Regions from separate parts of the Homo sapiens genome. Here all the other regions are linked to region 3. The links are chromatin contacts, found by Hi-C or POLR2A ChIA-PET in ENCODE. All regions are on one chromosome and are shown on one strand. Each heading gives the region's core, a stretch centred on a gene start or an enhancer-like site at or near the end of the contact. The rest is flanking DNA. Distances are from core to core; before and after follow the strand shown.

Region 1 (4,364 bases), core at 594-3,093, 550 kb before region 3:
ACTGTGGAGGCAACATCAGAACATCCAGCCCAGATACGGGGGGTCAGAGAAGGCTTCCCGGAGGAGGTGATATCTCAATTGATATCTAGTGGGGATTAGGATTTAGCCAAGTGAAGAGAGAAACTAAAGAGTTCCAGACAGAGGGAACAGTATGTCTAAAGGCACAAGTGAGGGTTTAGCACAGTGGTCAAGAGTGCAGGCTCTGGGGCCATTTTCCCTATTAACTAACCAGCTGTGCAACCTTAGGCAAATGACTTACCTTTCTGTGTTTTCGTTTTCCCATCTACAAAAATACTATACAATGCAGAATATTATACACGTTTATAGGGTTGTTGTGAGGATTAAATGCTTTCAATAAATGTCAAGTGCTCAGAACAGAGACTGGAATATAGCCAATATCAATGCAAGCTTGTTCTGACAGGTGCAGAGGCTCAGAGTTCAGAGCACAGTGGCTGGACCCTGGGCTATTTGGCAGTGCAGGGAGTTGGCAGGGTGGGGTTTGGGGGAGCAGTGAGGACTGAGCCTGCAGAGGTGAGTGGGGCTGGGGGAAGGAACTTGGAGTCTGTGTTGAAGTGGATCTCACTCTCAGGGCAACTGGAACCCTCAGATGGTTGGCTATGTGGAGACTGGGCTGGGTCTGTGTGTGTGTGTGTGTGTGCACGTGCATGTGTGTGTTGGGGGGTGTCTAGTGGCTGGCTGCCACCTGAGAGGAGCAGATGCTGGGATGGGGAGAAGGGGATAGTCGAGACCACTCCCCCATGTCTAGCTTTGGTAGGGGTGGGTGTTGGGGACACGGTTAGCTGCAGTCATCCATCTTTTAAGGGCGGTCTTTATTTCTCAGATCCTTTTTTTATTGGTTCCCCTTCCCCCACAATAGGTTTCCGTGAAGAAAACCCCTGTTAACAACCTAGCATGTATCCTGTATTTTCTTTTGTGTTAATAAAATCCTATAGAGGCCTATATACATATACATATATACACACAAACTCACAGATTTTTTTGCCCATTGTTTTATAAAAATGGGATCGTATGTTACATTCTTATCTCCAAATTGCTTTTCTCACCCAATAATACCTTATAGAAATCCCTTTAAGTCTATTGGTAGGCAGGTAATTAAATTTTTTATAAGTTGCATAATATTCCGCTGTGTGGCCGTCCCGCCGCCTGCCCTTCCCCACTCCCCCGTCATGTCCACCTCCCAGCTTACGCCTCGGCAGCTCGGCTTCCAGAGCCCGGAAACGGCGCGCTGCTTCGCACCTCCTCTCCGCGATGCAGCCCGTTCCCTCCGCTGCCTGACTCACACGGCTGCCTCCTACTCACTGGGGATCCATCTGCAGCTCCTTCTCCAGGGCAGCGGCCGGCAGGGCTGGCGGGAGCAGGGGGCGCAGAGAGGTCAGGGGCAGTTGAAGTGGGGCCTCGTGAGCCAGGCCGTGACGGGGCTGGGTCTTGATCCTGGATTGGGGGCCTCCCGGAAGGCTCGAAGCAGGGAGTGCTGTGTGTTAAGAAGCCCTGTAGCTGGCTGGAGACCTGGAACCTGTGCTGGTCGTCCTGTAAGGCAGGGGACCTGGGTCCCTCCGCTCCTCCCCAGGCTCCCCATCCACCCCCTCCCTCTTGGTCCCCGCTGTCTCCATTGGCTTCTCCTCCCCCGTGGTGAGCCAGGCTGTCCTGAGTGTCCAGGGGCAGACGGCCCCCGCCCACCCGCTTCCTGCGGCTCCCCCCAGGCCCTCCGGCTTCAGTCTCCACAGCTGAATCCTGCAGGAAGCCATACAGTGGGAATCTCCGGGCAGCTTCTGGTTCGCCCTCGGGTCTGAGTCACTCTCTGTGCTCTGTCTCCCCACCTCCCCACTTCCTCTCTGGCAGGCACCGATGCCTTCTGCACATTGTTCCCCGGGGAAGGGAACCACCCCTGCCTCACCTGGCGGCTTCCACTCCCGGTGGGGCCGTGGTGCCAGGGGCGGACAGTGCCATGGACAGGGTGGCTGCTTTGGTTCCCAGACTCCCTGAAGCCGCTTGTAGGGCCCTTCTAGAAAGGCCTGTCGTCGGCCCGCCCCTCCCCTGAGGTCAGAGGGCATGGGTCATCAGCAGCCCCGGGGGCTTGTCCACCAGATGCAGCAGGGTGGGGCGGAACAGGCCCTGTGTCTGTTCTAATTGCCCTGTTTCACTTCCGAGGCTACCTGGCTTTTACACCACAGGACGCTGAGTTTCTAATTACTATAGGGAAAGAGAAAAGGAGTTTTCTTTTTCAATAAGTGTATTTAAGTGGAGGAAGATCTGAAGGAAATGCCCACATGACTCTAGTGGGGCCGGGCGCCCAAAACCTGAAGGAGAGTCCGTGAAGAGGCTGGGAGGGTGCCCGCCGGCTGCTGGTGGGCCAAACCCACTTTTCTTCCCGCACTGTTTTGAAAAGCTATTGAATTGTGGGATTCCCAAGCAAACGTGAATTTTCTGGCTTCTTTTGAAAGGTCTGGACACTGGGCAAGGCTGAGAGGGGGAGCAGCGTGCCTCCCCGGCCTCCCTGCTGGGTTCACGGGGGAGAGGTTTGCAGCCCGCGGGCATCCGAGTCCTGCCCAGGCGACTGGGAGGGCCAGGCCAGAAGGGCGTCTCCTGGGGTGGGAGGCCCATGCCGGGCCGCCCCCGGGACTCACGCTGCTCCCAGGCCCTAGAGAGGGCGCCCAGCCCGAGCGCCTGGGACAGGCAGTCGCGCAGTGAGCACCTGTAGAGGCTGGGGTTTGGGCCGTGGCGCTGGCGCCGGCTCGCGGAGCTTCCCTCCCGCCCTCGCGGTCCCCTCTCGGGCTCGGTCCCTTCTCGGGCTCGGTCCCCTCTGCACAGCTAGGGGCCGCTCGGCTGCGGCGCGGCGCTCTGGGGGCGGCAGGGGGCGCTGGCGGCCCGCGGGAACCCTCTGCAGCTCAGGACAAAGGCTGCGGGTGCGGCGCCGAGCCTGCGCTATGCTGGGACCCGGCGATGCAGCCCCGACTGCAGCCCGCTCCAGCCCATCCCGACCGCCAGCGCCGTCGGTAGTCCTCTCCCCCAGCGCACACCTCCGCCTCTCCTCCGCATCCCTCCCCGGCCATCTGTTTTGCACTTCCCCTCTCCATCCCTGGGCCTCTCTGTCTTCTGTCTGCCTCTCTAACTCCAATAAGGGCTGACCCTGTCTCTGAGTGCCCCTTGGGTCCCTGGCATCTCTCTGTTTTTCCTGTTCCAACTGTTTTCTCCGGAGGTCAGTTTGCTCTTCCAGAGAGGAGGCCCTGAGACCACATTAGCAGTGATGGGACCAGCGGAGAAAAAGCACCCCGCCTCCTCCACCTTCGCCTGCCCTTTGGCCTCTGTTGCAGGCTGGGCGCCTCTGACTGCCCACAGATAGTCTTCATGTTAATGCCAGGTCTTACTGGGTTCTCCCTCTGGTCCCACCATGCCCCCTGGGTTGCCTGGGGAAAGGGGGGAGGTTGGGATCCTGGCCTGGGCTCCCTGTGGTTGCGGGCAAAGCTGGTGCTGAATGGGAATGGAAGGCATTCTGAGGCTCCGGGCTGGGCCACGGGACCTGGCCTGCCTCTGCTGTGGCCTGCCGTCCCTGCTTGCCTAAGATCTTCCCTTCCATGTTCCCAGTTCCCTACACAAATAATGAAAATGTAGGGCTCTATGACATTTTCCAACTCTGATCATCTAGACTCTAGTGACATGGATCTAAAATCCCACACTCCTGGTTATCTGACCTTCAAAGCAGGTGCTTTATCCAGTTCTTAAGACAGTACTACGGGGAAAGTGTCAGCACGCCTATTTTATAGATGAGGAAGACTGAGGCCCAGAGAGCCGAAGGAGCTGCTGCAGGGACACCAAGCCCTGTCTGACTCTCAGCCTGGACCTGCTCCCCTGAGCCAGGCTGCTGTGCAAATGGTCAGAGGGCTCCAGGCTTTAGCTGTCAGAGGTTTCTCCACCACTGGAACCTTAGAAGCACAGAGGAGCCACCCTCATATGCCATGTACTGCATGATTCCATAACTGAGAAGTCTTCCTTGTGGTTTGGATGATGTGTCGTGCCAGTTAGGAACACTGAAAAGCAGATGCCAAGATGACGGAGCAAGAAGTGCAAGGGATTTATGGCAGGAATCACCTGCAAGAAATCCAGAGGAGAAGGAGCAGGAGTGGGTGGGGATTGCCTGAGACCATACTGTGGGTTTGAGCCTTCTAAGAAGAGAGAATAAGGCAGGCAGATTGGGTAAGAAGAGTGTTAGCCTGCAGCACAGCTCTGAGAAAATCTCTCCGGCCCAGTGGGACTCCCTGATAGACTGTCCACAGAGGAGCCCCAAGCTGAGCAGGAATGCCCAGGCCCTGGTACTGCTGCCACACTGGGCTTTTGGCTAGCAGAGT
Region 2 (4,203 bases), core at 79-2,578, 840 kb before region 3:
GCTGTGAGAGTTCCAGCCATCACATTACATTTATATTTCAGACATAAAAAATGATACCTATCTTCCACTTAAGAAGCCTTTCTGGAAGTTCCATCTATCCATGCCATCCTGTGTCTCAATGACCAGGAGTTAGTCCCATAGCCACACTGATTGCTAGGGAGGCTGGGAGGTAGAGTGCTCTGCCCAAGCACATTGCCAGTCTGAATAAAATCAGGTTTCAGTTACTAAGAAGAAAAGAGAGAGTGGATATTGGGTAGACAAACGGCCATGTCCACCAGTTACTCTGTGTTTATGGGAAGTGACAGATTTTCTACAAACAATAGTCATAGAAAGTGTCTTTGATAAATACATCAATTTAAGGGGGCGAGGGAACATGAGTGTGTAATTAAGAAGTATATTAGGTAAATAATAATACAGGTGGTGCGCGAAGATTTGGTGACTCTGCCCGGTATATCTGGGGAGACAGAAGGTTGGATGCATTCTCTGGGGCCCGCAGTGGGGCCCCTTGTCCTCGTTCGGAGCAACAGGCACATGTGCCAGTGTCCCGGCTGCACTGAGTCTCGCCGCTGCATGTGGTCCGCCCTTGTGACCGTGCACCTCCCACCCACACGCATTCATAAGCAACCTTCTCCTTGTCCTTGTCACTGAAAACCCATTGACCTACAACTGGCATATCGTGTCTCCCATGTTTGGGGGCCTACAGCGATGGATTGCTGGGTAAGGGAAGGAGCTGAGACCCCAGAAGGCAGGCTGGGTGGGAGAGGCATGCTATCCTTTATAAAGCTGTGAGCAGCTGTTTAAACCCTTCCATTTCTTTAAACACCCTCTTCCTCCTTTTACAAGAGCGTTGAGTCTAGCTCACGTGAACAGTTTCATCTTTGGTTTTTCCCTTGTTCCCAGGTCACAGTGGCTAATGAGAAGTGAAATCATTTGAATCCAGGTTTTATCTTCTCCTTTTCTCTCTGGGGTTGAGCAATGCATGGGGCATCCCCTAGTTGACGAGGCCGTGTGGGCAAAAAGAACAGCCCCCGCAATGGCAAGGACCTTTCCCCCGGGGATGCCACAGCTCGTGACTGTGCAGAACCAAAAAATGCCGAGAAAACAAACATAAAACACCCCCACCATCTCGTGGAAACCCGCGTTCCTCCCACACAATCCCTTCTCTGGGGCGCTAGGTGAATTTGAAAGGGAATGCCACGTACCTAGGGAACGCTTCCCTCTAAAGAGCCTGGGACACGTGGGCATGAGTGCACACACCTAGAAATACAGCTCCCAAGATGCACACCCCACGCGCCCCTCTCTGATGACGTTCTCGCTCTCTGGTGTGGTTTTCTCAGCAGCTGCGGGGGAGGCACACGGGAAGGCCACTGAGGCCTGGGTGGAGATCCAGCGTGAAGCCTACGCTTTCTTGCCCTCCGACAAGGAAAACCCATCCTCCTGCCCGACCCAGCCTCAGAAGCACACCTGTAGGTGCCCACTGGGACCAACAGCCTGAGTGGTGAGAACAGACCTAGAGGCTGTGGATCCCAGCCCGCCAGCCCTCTCTCCTCTCTGTGCCTCAGCGTCCACCCTGGTGAAATGGACACAGGCGGTACTGCTGCCTAGCGGGGCCGTTGCAAGTACTCATCCAGTTAACGCCGGTGAGGGGTGAGGCCCTGTGTAGAGTTGAGGTGCGTGGAGCAGAAGGGGAGGCCCTTCCCTGAAGACGGCTTGCAGTCCTGGAAGGCACTTGTGTGGAGCTTTTGATAGATCTGGTTTTTTTTTTCTTTCTTATTTTGCCTTTTATGGTTGTGGGGGTGACAGCAGGACTGATTCCCTAAAAGGGAGAGATTTTCTCACTTAGTCTAAGCACCTCCTTCTTTTCAGGGGAACTGGGAGTGAGCTTGGTGGGGAGTGGGCGGCAGTGCCTGGCGGGTCGTGACCTCTGAGTTCACAGAGGGAAGCCCCTGCCCTGCCAAGGAGGAAGCTGGAGAGTGAGGCCAGGGCCTGGGTGAGCGGGAGGCTGTGGCCTCCTCCGTAGAGTGCAGCATCAGGCCCCAGCGGGCCACCACCCAAAAGTGACCAAAACAGAACAGGGTGCCAACAGAAACAGCTACTGTGGCTACAGAATGGGCTAGGAGTGCAGGGCGCTGACAGCTGTGACGAGGCTGGTGGGAGGAAGTGACCCCTGAGGAAGACAGGGCTTACACCTGGTGCCTCCCATGCCAAGTCAAGGGTGGGAATGGAGACCCATCACCAAGGAAGAGTGTTGGGGTCCTGTAGGGCCGGTGGAGACCTGCCTGTGCTCTGGACCAGGCTCCTTTGCCATCTCTAGCTGTGTGGCCTTGATTCAGTCATTGGGCTGTTTCTGAGCCCAAATGCAGAAGGAACATTTGTAGATGGAACATCTCCTGCTCTTCTTGCCCCCTGTAGACTATATGCCGACCTTATTAGTGTGGCCATTTTAAGCGAGGAAAGTGAAGGCCACAGAGGTTATGCTGTCTGTGCACAGCTACCCAATCACAGAGACAAAGCTCAGGCCCAGGAGTGCCTGATGCTGATTCGATGAGGCAAGGTCTGCAGAAGCGCCCAGCACGTCAGTTGACATATGTTGTGTTCTCAGCAAACGCTGGTAGAATCCGTGGAATGTGACTGTGGGAACAAAGAGCTATGCCAACTTGGAAACCCATGGGCAAGGGCCATTTTGTGCAGGGACAGATGGCCTCACACCTAAGCCCTGAGAACATCCCTGGGTTCTGAGAGTATGTTAAAAACTGGTCACATCAAGGACCCAGCATCAGCAGGGAAAGGGCACATTATCGTCACTATGGTCTGCTTTGGGTGAAGGGAATTCATCGTCGACACCTGCAGCCCCTCACCTGTCCAGAACACTCACCATCCAGGTTGCAGGAGAGTGACTGGGTGATAGGCTCCTAGAGATGCTGGGGAGGTTGCTCTGCAGCTCTTCCCTGTGTCGTTACTTCTCTTCTGGCTTCTTGTTTTCTTTTGGGGCTTCTTTTTTATTTACACCTTTGACTATTGTGTCTCTCATTTTTGTAATGATTCCTCTTACAGCCTTCTGTCCATACGAATCAGGTGTTCCTTTTATAATACAACAGTAGAAAATCTTTGTTTTTCCCTGTGCAGGACCATTGACTCAGAAAAAAATCAATCAAGGGCACAACAAAATGACTAAATGGAGGGTGATTTCTTTCCCCTCTTAGAAAAATATAGCCACTTCAGTGCACATTCACTTTAGATTAAAGCAGGAAAACTCTACCTGACAAGCCCCATGCTAGGTGCATTTCAGGCTCGGGGAAGAGATGGTAAGGAGGCAGCCTGAGAGCGGTGGGAGGTGAAAGACCCAGGGCTGGGGAAGCTCAGCCGGTTTTGCAGAAAGGGTCAGTTATTGGTCTGTGGATTTTGGGAAGGTTCCATCTGCCACCGTTTTCCTTTAAATGCTCACTTGACCAGGGATGCCATATCTCTGCTTGCTCACTAAAGGGATCTGCCGCATATGTACAGAGAAATAAACCTCATTATCATGAAAAGTTGGGAACAACTCACATGCCCATGAGCACAGGAAGAGTCAGATAAACTAAAGTACTGTCATCCTTTGCCATGATTAAAAAGAAGGAGTTAGGTCTATAATTCTGGCTATGGAAAGGCCTCCAAGACCTGTTGTTAAGGGAAAAAAATAAAGTGCTGTTTATGGAAAGAAAAAGAAGGCCATAAAACAAAATGACGGCCGGGCGTGATGGCTTATGCCTGTAATCCCAACACTTTGGGAGGCTGAGGTGGGTGGATCACTTGAGGTCAGGAGTTCGAGGCCAGCCTGGCCAACATGGTGAAACCCCATCTCTACTAAAAATACAAAAAAATTAGCTGGGAGTGGTGGCAGGCGCCTGCAATCCCAGCTACTTGGGAGGCTGAGGCAGGAGAATTTCTTGAACCCAGGAGGCAGAGGTTGCAATGAGCCGACACTGGCCATTGCACCCCAGCCTAGGCAAGAAGAGTGAAACTCCGTCTAAAAAAAAAAAAGTGACACAGAGCTGAGACATGAGTGTGAGTGTGTAGGAAAAAGTCTAGAATACACATCAAAGTGAGAGGATTGGTCACCTGAGGGAATAGTGAGACTGCGTACATGTATTTTGTTACTTTAAATAACAATTTGTAAAGCAGTAGATGCAGTGCATGTTAACCAAGCATCATTCACGGCTTTTC
Region 3 (4,408 bases), core at 1,551-4,050:
CCACGCTCATTAGTTCACATATTGTCTGTGGCTGCTTCTGTGCTACAATGGCAGAGTTGAGGAGCTATGATAGAGACTACATGACCTACAAAGCTTAAAATACTTACTATCTTTAAAGAAAAAAATTTCTCAGTCTTGATCTGGTCCAACCCCTATTTTATAGGTGGACTTTCCTTCCCGGAGAGGTGAAATGACTTCTCCAAAGTCACAGAGCAACGGGGCAGTGTAAGGACTACAACTCAGTTGTCTAGATTCCCAGTCTGGGAAACACTCTGCTGCCTACCCTGACCACCCTACTCATCGGAACAGCAACCATCTGTCCAGATTGTTAAGGGGAGCATCCACAGGCACACACTTAATTTGTCCTGAGATCACCCGGTACATGTGCACCTACAGACCCAGGTTTGTGGAGGGAAGGCCCAGGCCTGGGAGCAAAACACAGCTGGGTCTAAGCCCTGATGCCACCACCGTGTGGCTCTGGGTAGGTTATGGAACTTTGCTGTGCCTCAGAGGCAAGCTGCTCCAGGCCACAAAGGCCCAGGTCCACATCCTCCTTTCTTTGTGAAGCTCCAGCACCTTCGCATGTTCTGAGGGGAGACTGACATTAACGCATCTGCTAGCAGCCTCCTGCCGTGCTCCAGGTGGGAGTGTGGTGAAGCCCACATGTGGACATGTAGGCAGCAGGGAGAAGGCCAGCCTTGGGCTGACTCATGAGGAAGCAGTTTCAGAAATGAAACAACCTGAGGTGGGGCAGGGCCCGTGGTCAGACCTCCCCAGTGCGGGTGAGGAAGGTACAGCAGATGTCACCTGGAGTTGGCTTAAGGTCAGTCCCTTTGCAGACACAACCACATCTACTCCTCAAAGCCTCACATGGGCACTTTGGGAGGCTGAGGTGTGTGGATCACCTGAGGTCAGGAGTTCAAGATCAGCCTGGCCCAAATGGCAAAACCCCATCTCTACTAAAAATACAAAAAAAAAATTAGCTGGGTGTGGTGGCGGGTGCCTGTAATCCCAGCTACTTGGGAGGCTGAGGCATGAGAATCGCTTGAACCCAGGAGGTGGAGGTTACAGTAAGCCGAGATTGTGCCACTGTACTTCAGCCTGGGCGACAAAAGTGAAACTCCGTCTCCCAAAAAAAAAAAAAAAAAAAAAAAAAAAAAAAAAAAAAGGCTCATACGGGCAGCATGATTATCCCCGTTCTACAGATGAGCAAATGGGAGCTTCAGGTCTCAGGTACCTACTGCAGGCACAGATCAGTCAGTCCCTGAAACACGCTTGTGTGGCAGTGAAGGAACTTTAGAGCTGCGTTGCCTTGCACATTTGTAGGACTTCAACTTGGCTCTCTCCGCCCACCAGGCACACAGCTAGCCTGGCTGAAGCTGGGCAGACACGAAGTGAGAGGTGCACAGAGCCACCCAGGGAAAGCACTTCCTGTGCACCACGGACCCCCCTCGGCCTTCTGCAGGGAAGGTAACTGAGGCAGGGATGGACCCCCCACCTCTAAGGCCATAGGGCATGGAAGGCAGGTCCAGATGGAAACCAGGCCCCCCTCTAGTCTTACCCCAAGGACTCCCCTGCTGCATCGTGGCCTCAGAGAAGTGCTGACTGGGAGGTAAATGTGGAAGGTGAGCCCCTGGGGAAGAGCACCTGGCTCATGTGATGAGGAAGAACCACCAGGTGCTGGCATTCTGCCCTGGGCTGGGCCGGGGGAGTCAGGGAGGCCTGGGGGCCACCTCTGGGCCTTTCACCCTCCACTGCCTGGTGAGCTTAGGCAAGTCACCTCGCTGCTCCTCACTTCTGAGCCAAGGAGATAATGGATGCCTCCCTCTACAGCTACTGGGAATGACAGCTGGGAAATGCCAACCCTCCCGGCATACGACAGGCACGAAATAAATACAGGTTCTCCTCCCACCACAGCCAGCTGCTGCCAAAATGCCCAGCAAGGGGGCTCCAGTGTTCTCTCTAGAGCCCTCACATTCAAACGAGAGATTACGTCTTTGCCTCGACCAGTCCAGTATCCACCAGCACTGCCTGTCCTGGGCGAGGCGGTAGGGACAGAGACATAACAACTTTGGGCCTCCCTCCCACTCCATGCAGACGCCCTTCCGCCACAGCCTGGGTGGGAACTGCTTAGCTGTCTGAAGTTCCCCTTCATGAGACCTCATCAGGAGATGGCATGGACCACAGACCCACATTTTGATTTGCGCTTTGGCATATGCTGGCGGTGTTCTTTGGGTAAGTCACTTCTCTCAACAGCAACACAGGGTATCACCCAGCCTGCAGTTGGTGGAGAGACATCTTGGCACACAGCACCCACCTCAGCCCACCACAGCCACTGAATTTTCCAGAGCTAAAATGCACCTCATCCTAAGCCCCGCCCCCCACAATTCATCCTGGCCTACTTCCTTTCCCACAAAACAACCTCATGGCTCAGACCTTCTCTTTGAGCCAAACCCCTCTTCCTGTGGTTGTGCCCACAGGGCTCCTGAGTGTCAGGTCACCATCCTGCAGGCCCAGGCACCTGTTGCCAACCTTCTCAGAGAGCGAATCCTTGGCCCAGATGGGCCCGGCCTGCTGTGGGCTTCAGTAGACACTCAGAGCCTGTGCTCAAGATGCCATACTGCCAGAAACAGCCTGGCCCCGGTGAATTTGGATAGTGCTTGGGTTTGATTGCAAGCTCAGTTTGAACATGTGGTCAACTCGATTTGTCACAGGAAGTACCCACAGGCCAAGAAGTGGCGGTGATTACCCTGCTGCAGCTTCCTCTATTGTTTCTCAGAATGACTCAGAGAAATTCCCCGTCCTGTCCTGTCCTGACCCGCCTACCCCACTCATCTAATCTGCCTAAGCAGACCTACAGGGACGGATGTCCTCACAACCGCAGCTCCCTTGGCACTCGAAGGTCTCCGGCCCACAACTTGGGAATACCAAGCTGGCTTCCTGTGTTCACAAAGCTGCTCATCCACCAGGCCTTTCCAAGGCTGCTGGAGTGGACCCAGACTCCATCTCCTGGGAAGGGCAGGGCACTCTGTGGACTCCTCAACCAATCACCAGGTCAGGGCTTCTAGAAGGACTAGACACTACCAACGTGCACACTGAGAACCCGCCAAGTGCCAGAAGGTTCTGAGACAAGTGTGGCTTGCTCCCTGGCCTCGTGGAGCTCTGAGATGGTGGCATCATAATTACAATGGGGTACTCAGCCAGTCCTCCCAGGTGCTGTGGGGCACCTGAAAGGACAGCCTGGCAGAAACCATGGGTCAGACTGACTTCCTGGGAGCCAATACCTGAACTGAGGCTGAGTTTTTTTTATTTACACTAAACAATGTTTTTGAAAAATACTTACATATGGTTTTAAAAAACAAAAATGGAAAGCATGGAGGGTGTGTGGTGAATACTGAGCCTCTTGGCCAGCCTGGACTCAGCCCTATCCCTACTCCTCTGTGCACCCCGTCCTTGTCAGGGCGAGGTGCTGTGCATGCATGGGCACATGTGTGAGTGAGCACACACATGTGCCCCACTTGTTCCTGACACTCACTTGACTGCAGCAGACACGATCTGCCACACCTCATCTTTCCATTGATCCTCAGAGACCTCACCCACTCCAGCTGACCAGCACTTAGTAGTAGGAATGAATACCCTGTAGTGTCATCCCTTGAGTATCACTCAAGCAGCTCCCCATCCTTGTACAGAGGTTGTTTCTAGTCTTCTACTATTATAAACAAAGCTAAGAGGAACATCTTGGCATCTAGAACTTTGTGTGTATCTGTAGGGAACACTGTATAAGTCAAATTCTTGGGTCAAAGGGTGTATCCATTTTAATGAATTTTAAAGGATGAGCAGAAATGAGCCAAATGAGAGGGAGGTCTCCTGAACACAGGCAGCAGTGCGAGGAGCCTGGGGCTGCCACAGGGCTGTGCATGGGGCAGGAGATGCCACTGTTGCTGCAGAGGCACAGGGCAACGGCCAGGAGGGGACGTGGAGGATGCCAGCTGCAGGCTCAAAAGCTTGGACTGCACCTCATGGGCAATAAGGGTGAAGAAGGCTTTCCTTTTTCAGTGAAGGAGGGGCAGGGAAGATTTGTTTTTTTTGTTTTTTTTTTTTTCCTGAGGCAGGGCCTTGCTCCTGGCTGGAATGCAGTGGTGTGATCATAGCCCGCTGTAACCTCGACCTCTGGGCTCAAGCTATCTCTCCACCTCAGAGCCACCCCAGTAGCTGGGACTACAGGAGTGTGCCATCCTGCCCAGCTAATTTTTGTATTTTTTACAGAGAGGGGGTTTCGCCATGTTGGCCAGGCTGGTTTCAAACTCCTGGGCTCAAGTGATCTGCCTGCCTTGGCCTCCCAAAGTGTTGGGATTATAGGCGTGACTTACTGTGCCCAGCTGATTTGTGTTTTTAAAAGAACATTCTG

The links. A loop is a pair of places that touch in the nucleus more often than their neighbours do. ChIA-PET counts read pairs that join two places held with the same protein, here RNA polymerase II (POLR2A). Pooled maps may share reads with other maps.
Region 1: a pooled map shows a loop between it and region 3 (13-fold over the local background). The contact joins two enhancer-like sites. A Hi-C loop is called at or near these places in 1 of 168 maps with a recorded cell type or tissue (endothelial cell of umbilical vein) and 4 of 50 pooled maps. POLR2A ChIA-PET finds 5 or more read pairs at or near these places in 1 of 52 experiments (MCF 10A).
Region 2: a loop to region 3 is called in a map with no recorded cell type, with 9 times the contacts of the local background. The contact joins two enhancer-like sites. A Hi-C loop is called at or near these places in 6 of 37 single-sample maps with no recorded cell type and 4 of 50 pooled maps.

What each region holds. Positions count from the first base shown.
Region 1 is chr3:127,454,235-127,458,598 of GRCh38, reverse strand. No RefSeq gene overlaps it. Among named protein-coding and RNA genes, the nearest start is that of LINC02016, 66 kb to the right of the region's middle. RefSeq lists a silencer at 2,575-3,004. Within about 2 kb of position 1,843, at least 5 of the 41 ENCODE cell types and tissues checked have a DNase peak (open chromatin) inside an H3K27ac peak, as active enhancers do.
Region 2 is chr3:127,751,921-127,756,123 of GRCh38, reverse strand. All of the region lies in intron 3 of MGLL (monoglyceride lipase), which reads left to right. Among named protein-coding and RNA genes, the nearest start is that of MGLL, 68 kb to the left of the region's middle. RefSeq lists enhancers at 1,388-1,507, 1,658-1,777, 1,888-2,067, 963-2,162, 2,268-2,577. Within about 2 kb of position 1,328, at least 5 of the 41 ENCODE cell types and tissues checked have a DNase peak (open chromatin) inside an H3K27ac peak, as active enhancers do.
Region 3 is chr3:126,909,968-126,914,375 of GRCh38, reverse strand. The region is part of intron 5 of CHCHD6 (coiled-coil-helix-coiled-coil-helix domain containing 6); the gene reads right to left. Among named protein-coding and RNA genes, the nearest start is that of PLXNA1, 71 kb to the left of the region's middle. RefSeq lists enhancers at 2,422-2,501, 2,642-3,121, 2,054-3,253. Within about 2 kb of position 2,800, at least 17 of the 41 ENCODE cell types and tissues checked have a DNase peak (open chromatin) inside an H3K27ac peak, as active enhancers do.